Regions from separate parts of the Mus musculus genome. Here all the other regions are linked to region 3. Evidence: chromatin loops called from intact Hi-C (ENCODE). Cell type or tissue: left cerebral cortex. All regions are shown on one strand. Links, peaks and the distances in the headings refer to the core of each region. The heading gives the core; the rest is flanking DNA.

The links. A loop is a pair of places that touch in the nucleus more often than their neighbours do. Peaks named below come from ENCODE experiments on the same cell type or tissue, not always from the same donor. Only the 100,000 strongest peaks of a DNase experiment are listed, where the experiment ranks them.
Region 1: a loop joins it to region 3, with 2.4 times the contacts of the local background. A loop is called at or near these places in 7 of 42 quality-filtered maps.
Region 2: it touches region 3 in a loop (4-fold over the local background); 2 of 42 quality-filtered maps call a loop at or near these places.

The regions. Positions count from the first base shown.
Region 1 is chr6:147,040,038-147,046,096 of GRCm38, reverse strand. It overlaps Mrps35 (mitochondrial ribosomal protein S35), which reads right to left and starts at 3,327. Exons shown (of 8, transcript NM_145573.2): 1 at 3,197-3,327. The coding sequence starts at 3,302. In left cerebral cortex, for the core only: a CTCF peak has its summit at 3,344 (motif pointing right); DNase peaks (open chromatin) are centred at 2,332 and 3,331; H3K4me3 peaks cover 1,668 bases; H3K27ac peaks cover 1,210 bases.
Region 2 is chr6:147,473,135-147,479,193 of GRCm38, reverse strand. It overlaps Ccdc91 (coiled-coil domain containing 91), which reads right to left and starts at 3,323. Exons shown (of 13, transcript NM_025911.2): 1 at 3,135-3,323. Gm6288 (a long non-coding RNA gene) reads left to right here and starts at 3,375. Exons shown (of 4, transcript XR_869623.3): 1 at 3,375-4,078. In left cerebral cortex, for the core only: a CTCF peak has its summit at 2,712; DNase peaks (open chromatin) are centred at 2,172, 2,898 and 3,264; H3K4me3 peaks cover 1,605 bases; H3K27ac peaks cover 1,356 bases.
Region 3 is chr6:147,087,568-147,093,626 of GRCm38, reverse strand. Klhl42 (kelch-like 42) reads right to left here and starts at 2,552. Exons shown (of 3, transcript NM_001081237.1): 1 at 1,260-2,552. The coding sequence starts at 2,095. In left cerebral cortex, for the core only: a CTCF peak has its summit at 4,901 (motif pointing right); DNase peaks (open chromatin) are centred at 1,255, 1,926, 2,142 and 2,668; H3K4me3 peaks cover 2,429 bases; H3K27ac peaks cover 1,863 bases.

The sequences.
Region 1 (6,059 bases), core at 393-5,392, 48 kb after region 3:
TTTATAATGAACCATTGTTCAAAATCACTGGCTTACAGGTCTAACACAACTTATGATATTTAGTAACATGAAAATGGAACAATAACCCGCTTTCTCTAAGTTGTGAATAATGGGGATAAAGAAACTCCATGGCAATTATGATACAGTAAAGTCATCATCTAAAGAAATACATCCTTCCTTCAGAGTCTTACACAGTAGCCCAGGCTGGTTCTTAACTTGCTGCAATACTTCTGCCTCAGTCTCCCAAGTGCAATTACAGGCATGCAGCATCCATACCCAGCTAAGAAAATATTTTCACGAATTCTAGGCTTTATAGTATAGTAAGCTCATGTTCTGACATAATACCTGTGAAAGTATTCCGAATCTTTAAAGATAGCTGATTTGAAATGTCCAATGACAAAAATGATCAATACCAAAACTCATGAACAGAACATTTCAGTCACAGGACTGTAGAAGTGGTTGGAGTCTTCACATACCAAAAGTTCTTTTACCATAGTTAAACAAATGCTTTGCTATAGAAACAGCAACACTCACTAAGTACTTCTCCATAGACTATCCTAGACTACTCCTCATCACTTATTTAGCCTTACTCACTATGACAAATAAAAGTATTACTGTCTTTTTTAGAGGCCACTTTTAGTCAAGAAAATCAAAGGACAAGATAAGGTGACTGCAGCATAGCATGCAAGATTCCTCATGTTTTGGTCTACTGCCTCCAGCCTTACTTTTAAGAGCTCCACAGCTGCAAGGGGCTTTCAGTACCAGGCCATGTCCCCAGCCCTGTCTCCAATGCTAAACTCTGTTCTCTGCCTGGAACACATTTCCCATGATCCTGGCTCTCCTTCCCTGTCCCTACTCTGTTTCTTCATCTGACATATTTCTATTCATCCCACAATGCTCATTCTTTCCAAAACCGAGGGCTACTATTCATCACAAACCAGGAACACAGTAATGAGTACAACACAGCTTTTGCTCAGTATTGTTGCTGCAGTATATAGCCTGCAGATGGCTGACACCTGTGCTGCTAGTCTGCAGGTGGTCTGTCATGAGATGTCTTCACCTTCCTAACTATGAGAATCAAGTCTCCTAGGGAATCCCTTTCCAGTTTATTACCTGTCCTGGTTAGGTTTTCTATTGCTGCAATGAACGGTCCTGCATACCGATGACAGGCAGATTCATGAAGGGGGGTCCATACTTTTACAACTTAGTAACATTTCATTCTGTGGGTTTTAGAAAAACAGACTTTCAAGGCAGTACTTGCCTGTCAGCTAGACTATGACGCTGATTATACATTTTGTTCTTGTTGTTGACAATCTATACCTTGTTGGATGTTTTCATTAAGAAAACCTCAAATCGGGTTAAAGTAGGGATTTCATAACGAACTCTAGAGTGTGAGAAGAGAGGCAGCCCTAGTGGGTGATGGGAGAATTCTAGAAACCCCAGATACTTTGTACCTCAGCTTTGACTTGGCACATTCATGGTCCTCAGTGAACTTGGAGTTTGTTTGCTTGAATTTCTAAGAGGAATTCCTCTTTCAATGATGGAAGTCTGAGTATTCCAAAATACTGAAGAGATGCCCTTGGCCAGAAGGTAAAGAAGAGATATGCAAGTATATTTCAGGAAGCAGAAACTCTGCTAAAGGAATTCTTAGTCTCTGCCATGGTGGGACAATCTATAGGCTTTTTATGGTACTATTCACTTTTGGGCTGAATCTACAGAGAAATGCGCATCATCCCATCTTGAGTGATGCAGACTAGGAATGTCCGCAACATCAGACTCAGTCTTCAGAGCACAAGGAGATGCTTGCTACTGAGATGCTTATTCCTACAGTGCCAAACAGCTGGCCACAGCTGCATTTAGTTCACATTGCCAAATACCCCTCTTATCTGACCTTATAGATTAGAGAGAGCACAAAAAATAGAAACAAGTAAATGAACTCAGACTCAGTATGGCTGATATTGAAAAAAGGACAGACAACTGAAGAGGGTCACCATATTTAATGTGCATCCACAAGACAGGCTTAGCAAAGGGTTTCTAATCCCTGTAAACGGCACTAACACTCATCCAACGGCTCAGGAAAGGGTTTATCTTCAAGGCCTACATCAAATCCATCAGTAAATCCTACTTGGCTTCATCCTCAAACTACATCCGATAATAAGCCAAACCACCTTCTGCACTGTTACCATCATCTTGCTTGGAATACCAACAGCCTCCAAATAGGTCTTGCAGTCTTACCCTGCTGAAGTGAGTCACCACGCAGATGCCAGTGATAGATCCTTCACAAGTAGAAACCATGTCACTTCTCTATTATAGTGTGATCCTCGACTTCTAACAAAGTCCAAGCTCAAATCAAAACCAAACGCCCCCAAATCCTTAAAGCTCAGCCCACTACTCTGACATCTTGGATTGCCACTCGACCCTTTACTTGAACACCTCTGGCCCGGGTGTCCCTTTCTTTTCCTTGATCATGTCTAACCTCTTTGAGAAGAACAGCGCTCTTCTCTCAAATCGTCGTGACTGCTCAAACATCTTTTCCTCTGGGAGGTTTCTCCTCACTATTCCATCCTACCTTATAGCCACTTCTTCAACAGCATATCGTTTTCAATACTGTGCTTTCTTTTTCTTCGTGATAATAAGTTTTATTGTTACCGTTTACCTGTGTCTACGCGCTACTTCAAAACTTTGATAGACTGCTAACCTCTGCAACTCTGCCTAACACACTTAAGAGAATAAAAGAGCGAAAACTTGGGGATAGACACATCTTAGGACTATGAGGAGCCACTATGATGTATTAAGTAATCTATAATTTGCCCGGAAACCATTTGTGGATTTTCAACAAGGGAGTGGAAAGGCACGACGTGCTGTGAGCAGGTCTGCAGGAGAGCGAGCGCGGAAGGAAGAAGCATGCCCTGCAGGAGAGGCGGCGGGGAAGGCCCTGGTGGGCAGGTGCCCGCTCCTGGCCGAGCCTTTCCTGCTGCCCACTCTTGCACGCGGCTCCCATCGCTGCATTCCCTCCAGCCCCACGCTTGCACCGCCTCTCACACTACAGTGCGCCCCGAACCCCTGCGGTGTGCCGGGCTCAGCGAACGCACTCGTGGAAATGCGCGACGACCTCCAGAAAAACACAGGAAGGTCACGGAGCGCACGGCCTCCTTTCTCCCCGCCCCCCAGCCCGCAGCGACGCACCCACACTCACGCGGGCCGGCTCTCGGAGCCGCGGGGCTGGCGACCGAGGAGAAGGTGCGCAGGACGCGCGCTCCCGGGCACAGGGTCTGCCTCAGCTGCAGCGCGGCGGCCGCCATGATAAAGGACGGCGAGCCGGAGCGGACAAGCACCGCCGGGAGGGGGCGGGACCGGAAGTGTGTAACCTGGGAACGGAAGAGCACTGGGCAAAGGGATAGTGGAGCTGTGGCTCTTGGTTGACTGTTGTGGAATGATGGGGACTCTGACCTAGAAGTCTCACAGTCTACGTCTACTGGCCTGTTTGTTTGTTTGTTTGTTTGTTTGTTTGTTTGTTTGTTTTAATGGCTGCTCTAAGACGTTTTTCTCCTTTCCCGTTTATTTGTATATTTTATGTATATCGGTGTTTTCCTGCATATCAGCACACCATGTGCCTGTATTGCTCACTGCGCCAGCAGCGGACATGGAGTTAGGGAAATAATGGGCTTCCTCGTGGATGCTGGAAACCGAACCTTAGTCCCTTGGAAGAGTAGTCCCTGCTTAATCAATGCACCACCTCTCCACCTCTTCAGCCCATTTTTTTCTTTGTTCCATTTTCTTCCTTCTCCTTCTGCCCTTTCTCTTTCTTTACAATCATGCTGCTCTAGTCTCCCAATTGCTGGAATATAGCATAACACCTAGCTTTTAATTACTCTGTGTGTGTGTGTGTGTGTGTGTGTGTGTGTGTGTGTGTGTGTGTGTGTGTGTGCACTAGTAAGAGAACAGTTTAAGGGAATTAGTTCTTTGGTTCTATCCCATCACCACCTAGGTTCTGAGGGTTAAACTCCAGGGGTAAGGCTTTAACATTTTAGCAGTCTTTATAGTTTTTTTGTTTTGTTTTTTTCCGAGACTGGGTTTCTCTGTGTAGCACTGGCTGTCCTGGAGCTCACTTTGTAGACCAGGCTGGCCTCGAACTCAGAAATCCGCCTGCCTCTGCCTCCCGAGTGCTGGGATTAAAGGCATGCACCATCATGCCCCAATGCCGTTATACTTCTTAAATGACTGCCATCCAACAGAGAAAGTAACAAGCACCAGAGGCAAAGGCCTTGGGGGATGAGGGGACAACACAATGGCACAGTGTGGCTGCACCCCTACCACTTTGTTTGTTTGTTCAAGTGGCCTTTTGAACTAGATTGTTCGAGTTTAAATTTTGACCTTGTCTTTTCATGTATTATTTTTGCGGTGGACCAGAACTGGATTCCTTAGACCAGTGCAGAAAGGCCCATAACCTTAAGTAGCTCTTGCTTCATAGGCTCTGGCTTCCATGAGCACCTGCAGTCATGTGCACAGTCCTATGGCTCACACACACAGATTAAAAATCATCTTTACAAGTAACTCCTTTATAAAGTATCAGTAAGCAAAGATGGTTTACAGTATAAAGCATGTATTAGTTTGCCAGCAGAAGTTTCTAAACTGTAATTTTTCAGCTGGAAAGGCTTTGGAAGTACAATCATCCACTGGTGGCTTATGTTCTTATTAAATTCTGCAAGGGGACTCCACATTTTCAGTTTTCATTGATCTCTACAGATTACATAGGTAATTCTGGGTAGAACAATTGAAAAACTTTAAGCCTTCTTTTTTTAATGGTCGTTTACTAATTTGAAGCCTAGGTTAATATGAGGGATAATTTTCAATAAAAACTAAGTTCTTTTTAAAAAGCATGTGAACAAAGCTCATCTGTTTCCAGATAAAGTACCAATCTCCAGGCAGGGAGAGAGCATGCAGCCGCTTCAGTCACCAGAACAGCACTGATTACATCATGAGATGGAGTTAAGAACGTGCATATGTGTTGGGGAGGGAAGACTGGAGAGGTGGCACAGCACTTAAAAGCAGTAACTGCTCTTCTAGAGGACCCTAGTTCAATTCCCAGCATCCATATGGTGCTTCACAATCATCTGTAATTTCAGCTACAATGCCCTCTTCTGGCTTTCACAGGTACCAGGCATGCATGAGGTGCAAGGACATTCGTGAAGGCAAAATAATCATACATAATAAATAAATAACCTTTAAAAGAAGAAAAAAAAGGCTCTCCATTGGGCATGGTAACACATGCCTTTAACTCAAAAGGCATAGGCAGGTGGTTTTCTGTGTGTTGGAGGCCAGCCTGGTCTATGTAGTGAGTTACAAGTTACCCAGTGATTGTCCTAAAAAAGGAAAAATAAATAAATAAGCCCAGGATCATAGGATCAGAAGTAAGGAGGATACAACATCTGCCCCAACACTGGACGTAACTGAGACCATTGGGACCCAGGCACCCAGGAACTCTGCCCGACCAGTGACATAGGTTTCTTCCAGTCTGAGTCAGTGCCCTAGACAGACCTTGGACACAAACTCTGCAGCCAGTCCTACAACACCCAGAGGAAGCTCCACTCCCAGGCACTCTAATAAGCTCTGGATCAAAGAATCAGAGGTGCCCTGAGCAGACCTTGGGTGCTGAATCCACAGCCAGTCCCACAACACTCAGAAGTAGCTCCACTCTCAGGTGCTCTAACACGCCCAGGATCCCAGGAGCTTGGTCACACCAACATCTCAGAGTCCCTAAGGCAGCTTGACTCCCAGGAGCTCTGACATATCCAGGATCTCAGGATCACAGAATCACAGGATCACAGAGACAGCTGAACTCTGAGGAGTTCTGACACAACCAGGATCACAGCAAGGACAGACTCATGTCAGATATTAGGAGGGCAGGTAGCAATAGTGATAATCAGATAGCGTGAGGCAAGCGCAAGAACATAAGCAACAGAAACCAAGGTTACTTGGCATCATCAGAACCCAATTCTCCCACCATAGCAAGTTCTGGATACACCATCATACCAGAAGAGCAAGATTCATATCTAAAA
Region 2 (6,059 bases), core at 483-5,482, 390 kb before region 3:
AGTAACCAAGCTAGAGAATGAAGCCTTCTGACTTTAAGACATTCTATAAAACTAGAGATGCACAGAATGATGAAACAGAAGAGAATGCCAGAAAGAGACAGAGCCACACGTACACAGTGAATTGCCTTCTCACAAAGTGCCAACAAGAATCCTGCTCAAGGACAGTAAGAAAGTTTCCCTCAGATGCAGCCAAATTCATGCATCTGTAAAGGAAAGGCTCAAAGAAAGCCACAGCCTACACCTTACATTATAAAGGAAGAGTAACTGACAGCATATCCTAAACACAATATCTAAAACTAGAAAAGGTCTAGAGAAAAACAGAAATTCTTTGCAACCTTGGACAGTGTACAAATTAATTTTTTAAAAAAAGGAAAAAGAACTGATCCAATGGATTTCATCAAAACTGAAATTTCACTCACACATTTCACGTGTCAGGAAAAGAAGCAAGTGGCAGACTCAAAGAAAACACTTGTGGACATACATACACATTATACACACACACACACACACACACACACACACACACACACACATGTATATGTAAAACTAAAGTTTGTGCCCAGATTGTATAGGATTTTTTTAATTAGACAATTAAAAACTCACAAAACACTTTGGAGGGATGCCTCTTGAAAGAACATACAAACAGCAACAACAGCACAGGAAAATGTCTTACAAGTTAGTTAACTAGAATCTCAAAATCATCTGTGAGATCCCGGCATGGAGGCACACAGCTGTAATCCCAGCCTCAGGAGGTGACAGCAGGATGATCAGGAGTTCAAGGCTAGCTTCAACTACGGAGCCAGTTGAAGGCAGAGTGGGCTATTTGAGAACCTCAAATTTAAAAAACGAAAACTCAATGACTCATGAGGAAACTCCTTCGGAAGTAGCTAAAGCAGGAGCTAAAATGCCTAACTGACACATGGCAACATGAACCATGCATCTCACTGGCAGGACTGCAGCACACAGCAGCCACCAGGGTAAACAGCAGAGCTAAAACGTTACCCATGCAGCTGCCACCTGGTCCAGCACCCTGCTTCTCAACACTGAACCAAAGAAAATGAGAACTTTTCTCTCTAAAGACTTAAATATGACTGTCCCCCCAAAATGCATTTTTACTAACAGCTTCATCCCAAAACACAAAACTCAGAAACTCCTAAATGTCCACCAACTAGTGAGTGAGTGACTACACTGTGGCCTACTCACAGACAGAAGTACCATGTCCCCTTTTTACGGAGACACCAAAAGGGCTAGAAAAGCATTCTGGGGGGAAAAAGTACGAACAAGGGACTGTGCTTCATCTTTCCACTTACATGACTCCAGAGAGGAAAAACCCAACAGAGGATGAATCTGTAGCCATCCTGGGGGATCCCAATGAGCAAACCGTGGTGATGTTATATGACCAGGCACACTTGTAAGAGTGAGTGCACACGAAGACATACTGAATTAGTTTACCCTGAACTAAACTCTAAGAAATGTCCTTCAAGAAAAGGTACATCAACTCTAGTTCAAATAAACTAAACCCAAGTTATTGGAAACTGAAGAAAGGAGACAACCAGAACCCGAACCCTAAACTGTACCAAGTTAACATGCACATTAATACAGAGTGGCCTTTCAAACGTTTACATCCTACAGGAAAGACAACACTTAATGGTAAGTTATACGGAAACAGTAGCCAGCAGGGCACTGTGATTGTGATCCTTAGAACTTAAACATTTTTCCTCCTTTTTCATTAATAGAAAGATCTCACCCACCTTAATTGATTCCCACTTGGCTTGTGTCATAGAGAGAGATTCCCTTCAAAGTTTCCTTTATTAATAAAAATCCTATATTCTTTACAAATCTGATAGTACCTGGGTGTTCAATAAAATGTCCCAATTGATGACAGGCTCTTTCTCTCTCACACACACACACACCCCAGAGAGAGAGAGAGAGAGAGAGAGAGAGAGAGAACAAACAATGGATGCTTCTCTAGGTGATTTCCTAAAGTTTTCTTTTTCTGTGAAGTATTATGATGATTAATATTTTTCTTAAAAACTCAAAAATCCTGGACTTTCTCATTTTGTTTTATGTTTTTTTCCAATTTGGAGTATGGTGTTGCTAGGCAACCAGTTCACAGTTCCCAGCCCACTGAAACATCTCTAGACATCCTAGGAGACACCAAACTTCCTCACCTCTCACCAGGCAATTCTTCACACATTAACACACCACATAGTGGCACCAAGGTGCAGCGGACCTAGCATCTTCCTGAGCCATTTATCCCAACAGGTGAGGTTCAAACAACCCCAAAAGCAACACAAGGTGTGGCTAAGATGACTACAAGTGCACTTCTCCTCGGTTTCTGTCGCCCAGGAAACTGTGAGTACTCTGCAGGCTTTTGTCTTAAATCCTGAGGTGACAGCTGACCCACCCTGTGACAAGATGGCAATCCCTCAACCACGCAGCATGCAAACATGTTCCATAGCCTTCCACAGAGCCGGGAAGTTTAAAACTAGGGGCGAAGACGTGTCAATGTCTGCACAGTGGAGGGATAAGTCGGAATTCGTGGGCGGCCTCTGAGGGACCTAAGCTGAGCCCAAAGCCTTCACTTCCCCAGAGCGGAGGGCCAAGATCACGGCGGCCTCACCATCCCAGAGCTGTCAGAGCAGCTGACAACTCTTGTGCAAAGCTCCCTCCTGCGGAGGCAGCCGCGCAGACGCGGCATCCTGGGGGGGCGGGGAAAGGTGTGTAACAGACAGAGGCCAAGCGCTCCGCACGATGCTCGCCTGGGGTGAGAACCCGAGACGCCACTGAGGGTGTGTCCAGCGATCAGCTCTCCAGAACTCCGAGTGCACAGTGCGCGCTTTCCCAAGGTCTGAGACCGGAAGGGGTGCGCCGCTCGGCACCGACGGGAACCGCATCAGGGTCAACACTTCCGTTCCGCCGGGGCAACTACAGCGCGGACAACAAGCGGACTTACTATGGCTCTCCACTCGGGACTACCCAAGTGCAGGGCCCCGCGGGCGAGGGCGGGAGCGAGGTGTCTCCCTGACCCAGGTCCCGTGAGTCGCCCGGCCGCGGCCTCGCGACTCGCAGTAACTTGGTCACGTTCCCACCCGCGGCCGAGACCCGGACCCAGACGGCGAGCACCCGATTACCTGCGCCCACCGCAGTGCTCCCCGCGCTGTTGCGCGTCACACCCGGCTCTCAGACACTGGCTCCGGGACACCGGCTACGCAACCACCCCCCTCCCGGTGACTGCTGGCCCAGGAACCCACGTTCGGGCAGCCCACACACCACCCGGCGTCCAGGACATCCTCACCGGAAGTTGATTTCTACCTAGGCCCGCCCAGGCCTGCGCGCGGCGCTCCAGGCATCCGCGGGCGCATCACATGACCCCCCAAGAGGAGGCCAGCTGAGCCTCATCTGAAGAGAGACCTGACCTGTGAAGTGGATTGACCTGATATACACTGGCCTGACCATCCTCAAAAACTACATCATGTCTTTATCTTTTGTCCTGAGCCAAAACAAACTATTCAACAGATATTCCTCCTAACAGAGATTCAGCTGGCTAGGCCACAAGAAGAACCTCCTAGTTGAGTGATTCTCAGGTAATTGACTCTGCTATAGATTGGCTTCGACTTAACGCTTTTCCTGACCTTTCTCAAGATCTACCTCCTAGTAAAGGTTCTCAATCTCTCTTAGTGACAGGCCCATAAAACCACCTACCAAATCTGAATTTTTCTTCTGTCCAGAACTCGAATCTACCACGAGAAGAGCCTTTGCCTCTTACAAACAACCAAAATGTGAGAACTGAATAAAGCACCCGGCACTATGACATGCTCAAGAAATGTTTGACGTGATGTCTGGACCTATCGGCTTAGCGGAACTCTCAAGTTCCTGAACGTGCCCAAGCTGAAAGCTTCTCTAAACCACTGGATTTTAAAGATCTTCAGCGCTAGGACTGTAGCACTTGTAATCAACTCTCTCATAGCAGTTCGTTCATATTCCACTAAAAACAGTTGTTTTTTAGCTGTTCCACATCCTTACAGCAAAGCTGTCAGTCAACATCTTTTCCTGAAGGGAATATGCCATACACTTGGTAGGTTTTTGTTTGAAGGGGAGAGTAATTGTGTAGACTGTCGTGACTGTTACATAGAAATGGTCAACAGGTAGCACACTTCTCAGATGGTTTAGACAACATTCACTTAATTTTTATTGAACGTATACCATTTACTTGGAACTAGTCAAGTGGTAACAATCTGGGAATGAACCAAATATATCCAAGATATTTTACTGCCTAGTGCCCTGATCGTTTGAATGTGAGTCTGTGGACAACTTCTAATCTTCACACAGAGAGCATTATTGGGAATTGCTTTTCTCTTCCTTCCACTGAACAAAATTGACTGAACTATCTTTAATCTCTGTACTGAGTGGGAAGTATCAACAGGATCTTGACATGCCTTCACTGAGCTGGGCAACTTGAAGTCCTTAGTGAACAACTAATACTGAGCAGGTCACCTCTTCTGACCTTTTCCATCCTGCCCATTCTTTGCACAAATAAGTTGTATTTCTCTTATAGAAATTTGATGCTTCCTTACACACATATACTTTTTTAATTTCCAGTTGAGCACCAAGTCAAGGACCACTTCTTTGTATACTCAGCAAGCTGTTTCCCATTTCTCCTTTACATCTAGTCTAGTAGTCAAGAAAGTGGAAATACATTCAATAAGCATTTCATAAACTGATAGTCAATATCTATGTGTCACCTTATCTTTTCTCTTTGTGCTTGAAATTTTAATGCCTTTGGGTTTCCATCGAAACATCTGACCCAACAAAATGACCGTTTATCCCTACTGCCACCACTCTAGTTTCAGATCACTGTGTATCGGTCATCAGAATCTCACCTCAGAAACCCCACAAAGTAATTGGTAATTTTATCTTTAAATGTTTAACATGCTTACATGTAAGCACCCATCACCACATCAACTTTATTCTTTCCAGCTGTCAAAGGAGATTCCATGCTCCTCAGCAGTTATTCCCTTCCTCCATCTCTTCACACATCACACCTGCCCTAGGCAACATTAATCCACTTCCTCAAGATATGTCTAATTACATACAAAGTGTGACCTTTTGTGCCTGATCTGACCCACTTAGCATAATGTTTTGTGAGTCCACTTACATGAAGTACTTCTGTGAACAGTCTTCTAGAAGCTTTGTGGATAGATATTGGACATAGACTATAATTCCTGAGTCACATGCTAGTTCTACCCTTTAGGAACTTTGGTCCTCTTCTACACCATGTTACACTCCCTTCTGCAAGAAGGGAGGTCTTTCATATCTTCTGTGTCTCACTTCTGGAGAACAAATCTTGATCTTGATTACTCATCGAAGTGCTTCTACAAGCCAGCTGACACTGCTCTAGACATTTGTTGTGCATATGACTACAAACCCATAGTACCTGAGACGAGAAGTATGGCTCCCACCCTCAAAAAGAGCAAATGTAGAGAAAGATCCAATCAAATCAGAAATGGGGCCTAGCCAAATTAGAGGCGCTGAGTGCTCCTCTCAACCTGGCTAACCAGGAAGTGTTGCTCATTAGAAAGAAAGCTCAAGACAAGCCCTAAGGAATCAATAGGATCAAATCCAGCTAAGAAAGAGGACTATGCTCCAAACAAAGAACAGACAGAGCAAAGAAGGAGAGAAAGAAAAGAAAAGGAAGGGAGGATGGAAGGAAGGATGTGAACTTAATGTTTTCACTTACCTGGAGTTGTAGGATAGATACAATTTGTAGGCAGATATAGTGAAAGCAAAGATGATAGTGGAGACAGGCTGTGACAGCTGTCAGTGTAAAACACAGCCTCCATTCAAGAAAAAAATAAGGGATACTTTATTGCTATCCAAATATAAGTAATTGTGGCCTGGGAACAGTAACTCAAACTACAGTAAAATGATGTGTTCCACCAAGGATGAGATGGTATAACCTTTTCATTGTCACAGGACAAAATAAAGTCAAATAAATCCACTTTCAAACATTGTTGAAGACGTGAGCTAGACAGGCTACATCTCAGCAGAGAAGTCTC
Region 3 (6,059 bases), core at 405-5,404:
GACACTGGTATTGAATCTGAGGCCTCAAAATTCTAGGCTAGTGCTATCCCTCTAAGACACCTTTCCCCTACTCTTTCTGGTTTTGCTACATTATCCAGGCTGGCCTGGAATTCACTCTGAAGGCCAGGAAGAATTTTAACTTGGAATCTGCCTGCTTCAGCCTTCCAAGCAGCTGGGGCAACAAACCCTCTCTACAAGCCCTGACTTGTCCCCCAGGCCACTTGGGAAAGATGGGTGAAGTGGAAAGGAATGCATCTTCAAGCCATAAGAGGGGGAAATTGAACAGTACGAGTTGGTTTTTGTCATTCCTTCAACCACTGACATGGTAGATGCCTTACATTTGAAGTTATAAGTTACAGATTATTTATTGTAGAAAGCCAATACTGTACTGTACACCTTTAGTCCCAGCTCTCTGAAGGCTGGAAGGCAGAGGATGGCAGACCCTCATGCCTAGGAGTTCAAGACCAGCCTGAGGAACATACCAAGATAAAGGAAAACCATCTGAACATATGCAGGAGGGTATATATATATATATATATATATATATATATATATATATATATATATATATATATATATATGCGCTAATGTATATATGCATAGGTGTATATGTAGGGTTTATATGTACATGCTAAAGCTACCCACAAGGGACTCAGGCATCCAGACCGGGGAGTCTGAGGCATCCCAGATAGACAACAGACTTGGAGAGACAAGGGTACGCCCATTCTGTAGCTGACCGCTCCAGGCTCAAGTTTTGGGTCAAAGATGATTGCCGTCTTAGAAGGAAATAAGAAACAAAAGTGAGGATGAAAAGAGAAGAGAATCCTCTCTGGCAAATCCCTTACACCATCCTAGGGAGAGGGGATGCACGCTCTCCTACCCAAGTGAGAAGGATCCAAAGTCACTGTCAGCAACAACAAAAATTTCTGAAGCCAGAATTACAAGTTACTGCTAGTGTCTCCGTAATTCGGGTCAGACAAGTTAAAGAAAAGCGAAGGAAAAACAACCGTTATCTTTCCCAATAGCCTTCTCTGCAAGCCGGTCTAAGGCAGAGAAACCATTCTTACCTGGGGCCTGCACCTGAAAGAAGACCACTAGGCTAGCTGACACAGTACTCGTCTTCTTCCTAGCAAGCCCTGGGCTCCCTGGGAACTCCGCCAGAGGCGACAGGCCAGCAGCACTAAGCAAGATGCCATCGCCTCTGGCCAGCAAACACCAGGGCAATGAATGAAGGGTGCAGACACCCCCTTTGCACTTACCGCTTCTGGTTCATGGAGGCCACCTGCAGCCACTCGTTGGTGATGGGATTGTAGGAGTGTGCGGCAGAGATCTCCTGGCTGGTGATCCTGTAACCACCCACGATGAAGAGGTAGTTGTCCAAAATGGCTGAGCCGTAGCCCCTGACGTTCACCAGGTCGGGGGGCAGGTTGTTGGCCAGGGGGAACCAGCGCTCCGTGGTCTCCTCGTACCTAAGCATGGACGGGGGTTCCCCCTGATACGGGTGCGGGGCAAGGGGTCCCCCGAGGAAGTCCCCCAGGGCCACCAGGACCGGGGTCCCGCGCATGCGGGCCTCCCTCAGCCTCTGCTTCAGGCTGCAGTCCCCGGGGGCCTGCGGCGGCGACAACAGTAGCGGGAATTGCGGCTGACACAGCACCTGGTGGAAGCGCAGCACCATGAAGCGCAGGCAGGCGTCCTGCAGGTCGGGCAGTCCGTACACCTGCGCCAGGCGGTACAGCTCCAGGCAGTTGCCCAGACGCACGTGCGACAGCAGCAAGCGCAGAAGCGCCGTGACCTGCAGAAAGGACGCGGCCTCCACCATCTCGGACAGCACACTAGCCTCGGCCAGCTCGTCCTCGCTCAGGCCCCAGCCCTCGCGCGCGCCGCCCGCGTTGATGAAGTCCAGCACCAGCCGCAGGCCCGGAGCGCTCAGGCCGCGCAGCTGCTGCACCTCCGGGCCCACCTCGGGCCGCACGGCCTCGCGCATGCCGGAGCGGTAGAGCGCGCGGAAGTAGTCGCTCTGTTCGATCAGCTTGCTCTTGCTCACCGGGTAGCAGCGGTCTTCCAGGCGGATCTGCACCATCTCCTCGGCCGACATGGCTGGGCCGCTGCGCCCCGCCGCTCGGCCGCTCAGGCTCCTCCCCCGGGCGCACAGCCTCCGCCGAGCCCGGCCTGCGCTCTCGCTTCCTTCCTTCCGCCGCCGCGGGCCGCGGGCCCCGGGCTCAGCCCCGCCGGTGCGTCACACGCCCTCCGAGTAAACGGCCTCTCTGATCTTTAATCCATGTGTCTATGTGGGTTCCTCCGCTACAATGCAGGTGCCAGGAAGCCAAAGGCGGCAGATCACCCTGCAGCCTGAGGTAAGGGCGGTTGTGAGCTGCCCTACGCGGAAACGGAGCTCCTGTCCTCCGCAGCAGGAGTGTGCACTCTTAACCACTGTGCATTTCTCCAGCACGGTGTTGTTAGGAAACAAACAAACGCGTCGGTTCGCGGTGCTCGCCCCCTACGCACAAGTCACCGTACTTGATCTTCTGGTGTTTCCCGCAGCCCCACAGTCCCTGTGTGAGTTTTCCTGGGCCAGTCAGTACTGCGAGGTTTTAGATCCGCGGGGTGGTTCCAGAGTGGACTAACGGATTACTAGGGCTAAGCAATTTATTAGAAGAGTTATTAACTCCATGGACAAGACAGACAGATAGGAAGGCAGGCAGTGGCATGGTTCAAACCCCAGCACCAAGACAGCAGAGTCTCTGAGCAGCAAAAAGGGCAGGTGGGTGGAGAGGATGCGGAGATGGGGATGCGGAGATGAAGATGCGTCAGAGCTGTCCCCTCTGGGTAGCACTTGCCCGCTCTCATCCCTATCTACCCCACCACCACCATCCCATCATAGCTGTTAGGAAAGAACATTTTCCTATGTTCCCTGGCGGGACGCTTGGTTAGAAGGCTGGATCCCAAAGGCTGTAATGAAGCGATAGTGTCTGCCCTGGTACCCATGGTGCCCTGCCTTGCATTCCCCAGCATTACTGTGTCCGTCGGCTGCTTCACAGAGAGAGGGCTGTCGGCCATTATATTCTGCAGAATACACACAAAGGTAAGGAACTATGAAGTACAGAAAACATTCTAGCAGGATCCGGCCTTCCCATGGGAAAGAGACACAACACATGGACCTGAGGCTTGCTATGCCTTACTTTCTTGGATACTCTGAGAAACTTGGAACACAGCCCCGTGATTGACAGGCCTGCAATCATTCCTGGCAGGCTTCCGTTCCCCATCTGTCACTCTCAGTGTTTGGGGTATGAGGAGGGTTTCAGGTGAGGGGCCAAGGATTTAGTAGATTCTACAGCAAGGCAAAATGCCACAGCTACCATTAGACATCAGGCTGGGGGCTTCTGGGAGGGCTGACTTAAAAAAGGCTGGACCTGGATCTGTCTGCGCCTCCATCAGCAAGGCAGGATTCAGTGAGTCACCAGAAGAACAGGCTCTTAGTCTCTGGCTCTTTAGAATCTTTACCAATGGAAGCTTTTGTTTCCAGACCAACTGGTATTCTCTTGCCTTTTAAAACAAACCAGAAAGCCAACCTTTGAGAATGATTCTCATTAGAGAGGCAATTCAACCCTGGTCACATTACCACAGTGAGGTCAGCTGGACTGCAATCTGAAGTGGTACCTGACAATACTGGGCACCGCTCCTGCAAGATTTTAACCCCTGGCCATACGATGGGGCATCTTAAAAGATCCAATAACTTCAGTAAACCACACAGTGTTCTAAAAAGCTGGGCATAAAGACAAATACATATAAACTTCTTTGTTACAAAGTATTTAAGCTATAGTAGTATCAAGGCTTCATGAACACGTTGTTTAATGTCATCATTGAGTGGATGAAGCTGTCATTGATCATTAAACACTGACAATTGGTGCTCAGGGTCACAGCCCTAAGGGGCTCACTGCTGTTGCTTTGCTAAATGGATATGCTATCAAGTTACCTTCTGAATACTTACGTTCATAGCCACAGATCAGTGCTGCTCTCCATCCGCCTTGGCCCAAGAAGTCTCTGTCTGTAGTGGGCAGACAGCTCATCAAAGTGCTGAGAACAAGGGACTGGGTGTTCAGCCCTAACCGGACTTCTATAGCAACCTCTCCCCACAAGCTCAGGGAACTACTTGGAAGAAGGGGCTAAAAGAGCATAAAGGTGGGAGAGTGGGGAGGATTTGCTGTGGAATGTGTGTCTTTTGTACGGGAAGAGGAGATCACACTGGTGAGCTCTCAGAACTATGGTCTGCACTAGATAGCCAACAAGAAGAATGGTCAACATTCCAGCAAGGTTACCAAAAAAAGAAGAAGAAGAAGAAGAAGAAGAAGAAGAAGAAGAAGAAGAAGAAGAAGAAGAAGAGGAGGAGGAGGAGGAGGAGGAGGAGGAGGAGGAGGAGGAGGAGGAGGAGGAGGAGGAGGAGGAGGAGGAGGAGGAGGAGGAGGAGGAGGAGGAGGAAGAGGAGGAAGAAGAAGAGGAAGAGGAAGAGGAAGAGGAAGAAGAAGAAGAAGAAGAAGAAGAAGAAGAAGAAGAAGAAGAAGAAGAAGAAGAAGAAGAAGAAGAAGAAGAAGAAAGCAAGCCAGCCAGCCAACAGAGGGCCTGAAGCAGGAAGGGGATATTTACTGGAAGTGTTTGGGGGAGGAATTAATTGGTGGAGAGTATGCTCCAGATATATTATGTACATGTGTGAAATTGTCAAAGAGGAGATTAATTCAAAAATATTTTGTGCAAATTAACAAGCACATCCATATCATTAGCATACAAATTTTGTTTTAATACATGGTAAAATTCTATGCATTTCAAAGATTTGTTTAAAATAAAATTCTTTTTTTAAAAAAAATATTTATTTTGTACACAGTTTCTCTCTTCAGACGCACCAGAAGAGGGCGTCAGATTCCATTACAGATGGCTGTGAGCCACCATGTGGTTACTGTGAATTGAACTCAGGACCTCTAGAATCGTCAGTGCTCTTAACTCCTGAGCCATCTCTCCAGCCCCAAAATAAAATTATTTCTGGTTTACTATCAGTGAATGTTTGATTTGTGCATCTACTATACACCTGGGGTCAAGAAAACACTCTCTGGCAAAATAAGTCATGTGACAAACACCTTTAATTTCAGAATTTAGGAGGCAGAAGGAGTCAGATCTGAGTTTAAGGCCAGCCTGGTCCCCATAACAAGTCCCAGGCTAGCCAAGCCTGCACTGGGAGACAATGTCTCAAAAACATAGGTGTTGAAAGTGAGGAAAGTTGACTTGTCTCTCAAAGTCAGCGTTCCCAGATCAGTGGCAGAACATTTAGCCAGCACACACAAGGTCCTAGGTCTCCATGACAGCACCAAAACCAGAAAAGATCCTGTTAGAAATAACTAACAGACGGCTGGTGGTGCTCACACCTTTAGTCACAGCATCCAGGAGGCAGAGGCAGGCCTACCTGAGTTCAAGGTCAGCCAGGACTACATAGAGAAACCCTGTCTGGAGAAAAGGGGGGGGGGGCACGAGCAGGGCAGAGAGAGAGAGAGAGAGAGAGAGAGAGAGAGAGAGAGAGAGAGAGAGAGAATAAATAAGGTTATGTCCAGCTGGCTGGCTGGTGGGGTGGCTGGGCAGGTCAAAGTGCTTGCTGAGGACTCCTGATACTCTGAGTTTGAACTTCGGAACCATGTGGTAGCAGGAAAACCCAACTCTGGCAAGTTGTCTCTGCCCACCACATGGGCAAACACGAAGTGGCTGTGAGACATGCGCATTCGAATGGTGTTCAGCAGGGAGGCAGGTAGGTGGGGTCACAGAGTTACTGGGGATGGAGCCATATGCCTTTTCAAGGCTGTCATATTTCCCCTTCGTTATGAGCATGCTGAATTGGGGTCGAATTCTTAGTTTCTTTTAGGCTTACAAGAAAACTACTGGCCCTAAGAAGTAACCAGAATATATACAATTGCATTTATCGCAAAATTAAACATTTTAAATATATTTCTTTTTCTACTTTTTTCCTTTTAAGTTTTGTTTTTGTTTTCTTTGTTTGTTTGTTCTTCGAGACAGGGTTTCTC